2 separate regions of the Homo sapiens genome follow, and region 1 is linked to region 2. Evidence: chromatin contacts called from ENCODE Hi-C or POLR2A ChIA-PET data. All regions are on one chromosome and are shown on one strand. Each heading gives the region's core, a stretch centred on a gene start or an enhancer-like site at or near the end of the contact. The rest is flanking DNA. Distances are from core to core; before and after follow the strand shown.

Evidence for each region. Hi-C counts contacts between places; a loop is a spot of excess contacts on that map. ChIA-PET counts read pairs that join two places held with the same protein, here RNA polymerase II (POLR2A). Pooled maps may share reads with other maps.
Region 1: a loop to region 2 is called in a map of PC-9, with 9 times the contacts of the local background. The contact joins two enhancer-like sites. A Hi-C loop is called at or near these places in 8 of 168 maps with a recorded cell type or tissue (GM12878, IMR-90, MCF 10A and 3 more), 6 of 37 single-sample maps with no recorded cell type and 7 of 50 pooled maps. POLR2A ChIA-PET finds 5 or more read pairs at or near these places in 1 of 52 experiments (PC-9).

What each region holds. Positions count from the first base shown.
Region 1 is chr3:55,722,846-55,727,050 of GRCh38, reverse strand. All of the region lies in intron 15 of ERC2 (ELKS/RAB6-interacting/CAST family member 2), which reads left to right. Among named protein-coding and RNA genes, the nearest start is that of ERC2-IT1, 65 kb to the right of the region's middle. Within about 2 kb of position 2,195, at least 2 of the 41 ENCODE cell types and tissues checked have a DNase peak (open chromatin) inside an H3K27ac peak, as active enhancers do.
Region 2 is chr3:55,617,895-55,621,929 of GRCh38, reverse strand. The region is part of intron 17 of ERC2 (ELKS/RAB6-interacting/CAST family member 2); the gene reads left to right. Among named protein-coding and RNA genes, the nearest start is that of ERC2-AS1, 12 kb to the right of the region's middle. Within about 2 kb of position 1,494, at least 6 of the 41 ENCODE cell types and tissues checked have a DNase peak (open chromatin) inside an H3K27ac peak, as active enhancers do.

The sequences.
Region 1 (4,205 bases), core at 946-3,445, 100 kb before region 2:
TCTCAAATGCTCCCCTGTGTGCTGAAGTAGTGATACACACATCCTTGATGAACATGCCTTTTTAAAATGAGGGCCAGACATTATTGTTTAGTTAAAATGAGAACCAGCTTATTTCTCAGAACTAGTTAGACTATTTTTGAGATCAGAGATAAATTGTACTTGGTTTTCTTTTCCTTTTCCTACCAGTTCTGGGCATTGCTTTTGGCCACCAGGAAACACATAGGTCAGCTAGAGCAGGAAGGCATTAAGACCAGGAGACTAGTCCCCTGGTTCTCTGTGATCCCCCTCCCATGGGGTTTGCAGAAAAAAAAGTCCCATGTCTAGGTAAACATTCTGGAGGCCATAACAAGTTGCATGTAATGTAATCTATTTAGGTAGAGCCTCTCTGCCCTGTGTTGTCCGAAAATCATAGGACTGTCTACAAGGATTAGTCTACAAGGATTAGTCGCAGATGTGGTAAAAAATGGGAGAAGGCAGAGGCTGCCCTGGAATGTGTTCAGGAGAGCCACCTACAAGGATGGAATCCTAGTCAAAATTGGATCTCAGCAGAGGTAGACCCGTCCTGTCCAGGAAAGTAAGAAGCACCTGAGTGGAGTGTTTAGCCAGACATTTCTTCTCCCCTCTGCTAGAAGCCACGGTTGTGCTTCCCATTTACACTTTCAGTGCTTCATGTGCAGATGACTTTTAATTACCCTTTATGGTTCAGGAGGTTAGCACAGTTAAACAGCAGTAGAGGAACCCCATGCAGTAGGGTTCCCATAGCCTCCTGTTGTGTTTGGATTACCTCCAGAAAAGCTTGATTTGATCCCAGCATTGTAATGCATCACAGACTTGGTCCAGATCAAATTGCTAAAATGCAAATGTATTGGTTTTTACAGCAGACCCACTTTGGGTTAAGCTGTTTGTGTCCCACCGGTAGAATCTAGCCACATCTCTATTTATTTTTGACTTCAGTGCAAAGTGTCTTTACAGTCTATTCTAGAGAACCCCTTTTAATAAAAAAAGAAATACTCAGATCTGGCAGGTTATTCTTATGGAGGTAAAGCCTGAACTGCTCAGTGTTACTGTAAACAATTTCCTCTTAATGTCCAAGCAATTGGGTAAGACACTCATCTGCTCTCTTAGCCTGGAAACATTCTTTATCCTAGGCAGCTGGTGCCTCAACCCCAGTACTCAGGGAATCCACTCAGTTTGCCCTTGCAACAAAAAATAGCACTCAGTGAATATGGAGGCAAAGTATTTTCTCTGATTTCATGCATTTTTCAAATCCCTATCAGAAGGGCATCTTCCCAGAGCATCAAGCTGACCTGATGGCCAACTGTGTGAGTCTCTCACTTGAGTGTCTTCCTTGGGTGAAAGCTCTGTTTTAAACATATTTTAGTTCATCTCCCTAAACATGCATGGAGCACTTATGGGCACTCTTTGGCTATAGGAGGTGTTGATTTTGTCCTTAAGCCTTGGAGTTTTATCATCTCTACTAGCAGTATCATAGATACTAGCTCATGAAAGATAAAATAGGACAAAGTGCTATTTTTTTTTGTTGCAGAGATGTTACTGAAGTTCAAAAACCTTTGCCTGCTGGAGGAATCAGAGAATGCTTTCTACATAAGTAGAAATTCCCATGAATTCTGTGATTGGCAATCTGTAGCCCACCTTTTGTGACAAATGCCTATTTAACCATGATACTTTCTCTTAGGGTTTTAAGGATCCCAGTACAAGTATTGCTAGTTTTAGGAGGAGTGGAGAAACTCACTCTTTGCTTTTTAAGTATTAGTTTAGAAAAACTTGAAAAGATCAACTTTACCATTGTGTTCCCTGGCTTTTAGAAATGCATAAAGGGGGAGGTGGCTCTGATTTTTAAATTTCAGAGTGATTTGCCAACTTTGCTTCAGTAACTTGAAGCACCCCACAGCACTGAGCAGTTGGCAGAGCATATCAGAATAACAGGCTTAGCTGAAGGTGACCAAAACAGGGAATAGCATGCAAATGCCAAGAAGATCTCTCACTGTGCTCTCTCTCTCTTTTTATTCAAATTTCACATCTGTGCTCTATTTTTAAACATTTATTCTTTAAGTGATAACGCATGTTTTACCAAGCCTCTTATTGGATTAGACATGTTTGAAATCCCTTCAACTTTAACCTGTTCATTACCGCCTCAGAGAACATTCAGATCCACCACCAAAGTAGAGTGTGTACAGGAGAAACTTCCCAAGATGTTGGCCACCAGGGAGCCATTAGGCTTTGTGGGGAGGAATCCAGCTGTTAGACTGTGTGGATTTTGGGAGTTATTAGACTGACATTGCTTCAGTGAGGCTTAGGAGTGGGTATAATGTGTGCAGAGACCTTGCTTTTCATCATTGTTTTTCTATTCACATTTTAGAATGTGAGGAACCAACAGTTTTTGAGCTCTTATTGTATACTTGGCATTGGGCTAGGGATTTTAAATATATTATCTCATTTAATCCTCATGACAACCCTAAAAACCAGATGTTAATAATTCTGTTTTACAGATGAGGAAACTTGGGTTCAGGAACTATGCAGAGATGCCACAGCTGGTAAGGGGTGGAACCAGAGCCCAAATGGGACTCACATTGAAGCTTTTCCATGCTCTTCCCAGGAGCTATCCCTGAATTGGTGCAATACTTCAGTTAGGTCTTAGCCCCTGTAAACTTGAGGCTAAAAAGCAGAATAAAGAAGGCTTTATTCTGTGACCCTGAGCAACCACTCCCCACCCCTCCTGACCCTTCTCGCCTGGCCCCTGCTGGCTCCCGCCATGACCTGAGGCCACCATGTGCAGGCTGGGAAGGGCGACTTATCTCTTCCTGCATCACCAGACATCACCGGTTGCCACTAGGGGAGAAGGCTGCAGGCTCAATCAAGTGTGCTGTCATTTTGGTTTTCTTGCAAGAAATGTTGGCACTTACCTCCTGCAGCCTTTGTGTTTCATTCTCAAGGTATCTGTTGGAAAGCCTTTTTCTCTTTAGTTTTACATTTTCTTTTTCATCATTTAACATATAAAACCAGGTTTTTCCTGGTCCCTTTCTCTCTCTCCCTCCGTTCCTTCCTCTCATCATATAATTAAAAGTCCTTTCAGCCTGTCTTCACCTTATCATTTCAAATACATTGAAAAAAGATCCCACTTCCTGCCCTTGTGTCCTCCTGATGCTGGATTTCAAAATGAAAGAAAAGCCCCTTTTCACTTCCTTTTTGCTTCATACTGCCCCTTGAAAAGCTGTGTTAAAGTGATATTGATTTTGTCATTGATCACCATTGTGGTGCACACCAGGTCTGTCCTTTCCTGGCTTCAGAACTTCTTCTTTTTCAGCTTTTTCAAATAATAGTATCAGGATTTTTTTCCTGAAAATTAAGGAAAAGGATTTTTCACCCTCTCCTCTCATGATTACAGGAAGACATTTATCAGACTTGGAATTTAAAATTTCCAGTAGTTTGCCTTTAATCTTTCTCAACTTTATATTCTTTTGGGGAAGATGTCACTTTCTTCTTTTGATTCTCTGCAACACACTAAAAGTTCCAGAATCTCCCTTGTTTATTGTTTTTTTTCAATGTTACCCCTTAATAATGCACTAGATTAAAAGGTAATAAGGATTTGATTTTGTAGCATTCTTTCTATGTAAATGAGCTTTTCCATAGTTGAAAGCATAGAGATACATCTTTTATCATAGAAATAATATTTGCTCATAATAGAAACTTCAAAAAATGTAAATAAAAAACTAAAGTTACCCATAATCCCACTACTCAGAAATAACTGTCACTAAGATTTATAGTTTCCTACATTCCATTGTCTACATATATATTTGAACAAAGACATGACATACTACATAATAAAGTTTGTTTAGCCTTTTAAACATTTAATATTTTGTGCATTTTCCCATGTCCTTAAAAGCCTTCGAAAACATATTTCTTGGTTTATGATTTCCATCATTTTGCAGTCATTAATTTTACCATTCTGTTTTGGGGATTTTGATTTGTTTCTAGCTTTTCACTTTTATAATCACACTGTGATGAACATCTTAGTACATAAGTCTTTTATTTTTTATGTTATTTTCTTTAGGATTAATGCCCAAGAGTTGAATTATTAGACTTGTGGGTAGTTTTAAGATTTTAGAGCATTAAGAAATGGCCGTCTCCTACAGTGGACTTGACATTCGTAAATATTTAAATAAATGTCAACTGTTCGTGTTAAA
Region 2 (4,035 bases), core at 245-2,744:
TGACTTTCCTTTCCAGCCTCAATTTTCACTGCTGCTTGGCAGGGATGTGATGCTCTGGAACACTCACCTGCCTGGCATTTTCCACGTATCCCATGTCCTCCTCCAATCCACGCCTTTGTTCTTTCTCTCCCTCCTGGAACTACTTTTCTCCCCCAATTGGCCTAGCTGTCTCCTGGCATTTTCTAAGGCCCAGACTAGGAATTCTTTTTCCCAAGGAATCTCCCCTGACCACCTCCCTTCCAAAAGTGAAATGCCACTTTTCAGTGCTTCCAGAATTTGCTGTGCATGACTGTCCTGTTACCTGTTAACACTTTGCATTATAATTATCAAGGTGTCTGTGTCTCCAGCCAGCCTGAGTGTTTCTTGATCCCTGTATCCCTAGCCTAGTACAGTGCCTGAAATCAGTGCTTGGGGGCCTTGTTAAAAGAAGAAACGGCAGGAGGGGAACAGTAGTAGATAAGCGATATTTCACAAAGGAAAAGGAGAAGCTATAACCTGTCTGTATGAACTCCCCAAATATGTCCCGTTCTTTCTTTGTTGTCACCCACCCTCTTTTGCTTTTCATGAGGGAGTGTTTGCCCTAAGTGAAAAGGAAAACCCACTTGTCTTTAGGGACATGTTATGCATGTGGAAGTCTGGCATTCCCAGCTGGGCGTTTAACCAGCCCACCACTTGGGTGTTTTATAGTAGTGTCTCAAGAGGTGTTATCTCCCTCTTTTAGGTCTTTGGAGAAAAAAAAGGTGATCAAAGAAACCAACTCTGGCTGGAGGGGGGGCAGTTAGAGTCAAATCGGGGTTTTAGTGGATAAGAAAGGGGACAGAATGGAAATGGGGTATGGATGATGCTAATATGAAGAATGTGCTTCAAGGCCTCCTGGCTATTTTTGCATGCAACCATCTTTCATATCCCTATAAGATAAAATCACTGTGAAGGGTCATAAACCACTGTCAGAGTATTTGACAAGCCCCATAGGTAGTTGTTCCGAGCTAGTAAAAGCATCTTAATTGGCCTAAATGACAACAGTTATGTTATAAATATCTAGAATTTATGACCTGAGAAGGCGTAATCACATCTTCCATCAGTTAAGTTTGCATAGGAGCAGCTTGAGGATTTAAGATAGGGCTGCAAGTTGGGGAAAATCTGATTAGCCTTAACTTTATGACAAACACAGAGCTAAGTGAATCGGAGTGCTTTCAAGTTCCTGATCCCTGGGAGTTAAAGGCAGTGGTGTTTCAGAGTCGGTAAAAGCCACCCAGTTCCCTCTGTGCAGCTGTCATTTTATTGGCCTTGTAAAGTCTCCCGTACACTGTGACAAATCCAAGACCATATACCTGCGAAGAAGAGATGTTTTAGATTATGGGGCACAGAGGAAGCAGACGGTGGGGTTAGAGGGTGAAAACCTATGTGTTTATGCCGATCCTTCTCCGGAATGTGCAGAGTCATTGTGAAAAGCAAGTCCGTGCTGCTTTAGGGCTCGCTCCAGGGTCTGATGAGACACCTCATTTTCTGTGGTAATTGAGGAAGCGAAATTCAAAGCAGGGTTTAAAAGTTGAGTTTATACATCTAAAAACCCCACACATCTTTCAAGTTAGCTGGAAATTACACTTGGATTTTTAAAATATGATTCATTTCCTGAATTTTTATTATGGGGATGGCATTATTATCAAGAGTACTACTACATCTAAAGCAAAAATCATAACAAAGCCAATCTGTTGAAAGGATGGGTGTTTTAAGAGACACATTGTAGAGATAAATTTGATGTCATTGATCAACCAGGTCATTGCCTGGGGACTCGCTGGTCAATGGAGTGGAGTCATCTTTGAGGTAAAAGGCAAACAGCCAACTTAATCCCAATTTGCAGAGCTTCAAAGGTGAACAGTCATTTTGCCAGGCAATGAAGAGCTCAGGTTATCTATTTAATGCCAAAGTCTGTGAAGTCAGTGAAATTTCTTTAATGAATTTGAGAGCAATCCTTCAAAGAACCCTTGATTGAAACCCCTAGAGAGGCCAGTTGTCTTTGAACTCAAGAGATGAAGTTTATCCTAGATTAACCTGATCTTTCAGTTTGCTCTGTCTTGTAATGTAGAGACAGAGTTCTGAATTTTGAGAGAAGCGTTATGGTGCTTTGGCAGGCATATCCAAATCCGATGTGTTTATTATAGCAATGTAGGAACACTTTTAGCTTTGTTGGTAAGGAGGTCTACCAACCAAAGGATCCACTTTACATATGAAATTTTTGTACATGTCTACCATGTTCCAACAGTTTCTGAAGATCAGATGGGTCCCAAGGTATATACTCAGTTTGTTACTTCTCAGTGGGTATGAAACAAAACTTCAGTTTTGGTTTTATTATTATCGTACGTTTCACTGCACTTTCATACCCTTAAACCTTGCATCTCTCAAATCTGGAACTCTGTGCCTTACGATGTGGAAGAAATAGGAAATCTGGAACTGATTATGAAATTATGAAGCAGGGAGATGCAGAAATGTGCGAGGATCAGTGTACAAATGCATAAACCCTGATGCACACAAAGCCTGGTGTGAAGGACACATCACTTTGGATTGGAACCCTGCTTTTACATTTGAGCGTAACGCAACCTAGCATTTGCCTTGTGTAGTGCTTGGGAGCTTTTGGTGTTAACAGAATTCTTTTCTAAAGAAATTCCTTCGGATTTCTTCAGAATTTGTCCAGTTTCCAGGTTCCAATAGGAAAAACATGGACAAGGTTTTAATAGAAAAATAGTGCTCCAGATTTTTCAGTTGGCAAGTGCCGTACTTAAGAACTGTTCCTGTTTTATTAAGTGGTACAGGTTAGCTTAATAGGGGAGTCCTCGACATTTGTACCATGATTCCAGGAAAGAGAGACACCTGGGTCCCCTGGAGAAGACACCTGTTGGGATTTTGAGCCCACTTGTGGTTTTACCATTCCATTCGCATCTCACTGGAGACTACGCTTGAACAACAGTTATATGTGCTGATAAGGCAAGACCAAATCCATCAGCGTTCTCTACTCCTGCCTCCTCGAGAAAGGATAGCTGGGTCTTCCCATGATGTTGTTTCAGCTTTTCCTGTTGATCAGGACAGTAATGATGGTGGTGGGAATGTTTTGTTTTTATTCAATTTTATTGTTCTGCTTTAGTGTTTTAACATTTCTAAAGGCAATGCATTTTTCTCATTAAACATTTCAAATAATTCAAAAATCTTTGCCAAAGAAAATAAAAGTCCCCTCTAATCCACCATCCAGAAATACTAACATTTTGGTGAACTATGTATCTTTCTAATTTTACTATATATAGACTCTTAAAAAGAATGGGATTATATTATAAATGTTTTTATAATCTGCTTTTTGAACTTAACATTGTATGTTGGACACTTTCCACATTAATAAATATACACCTATGGAATCATTTTTATAGTAACGGAGTATGGAATTTTGCATTCTTTAGCCAGTTATTAATGGTGAACTTTAGATGTTTTAAAATGTTCCCTAGTAGAATTCCCTAAAGCCTTTTGGGCTTAACCTTTATTCACTTAGCCAATAATTTCTTTGGAATAAATTCCTAAAAGGGAAGTTGCACATTAATATTGATAAAGATTGTGAAATGGCCTCCCAGAGGTGATGCCCATTCACCCTGCTTTAATGCCTTGAATGGCACCACCTCTCTGTACTTACCCCAAGTCTCTTTGTTTGGTGTTGCTTTGCTTTTCCAATTTAACTCCAATAGGTAAAGAGCTCTCAGTATTTTTCTTCTGGGTGGTAGGGTACAAACCAACAAAAACAACCAACATGCTTAATTTGCAAGTTGGTTCAGGGAGAGATGAAAAATATCTTTACAGAAGTAAACACCAATCTTATGACTGCCCATATGATATACTCCATTTCTCCCACCACCGAGATTTGTATAGTTTCTCTCCTGTCAGTATAATGCTCTATCTAAAATTTTAGAGGTTTCAGAATGGGTTGCCTATCCCAGTTTCCTTGTGAAAACAATTTTCTTTATTGTAAGTAAAGATTTCTAGGCCTTGGTCAATAAA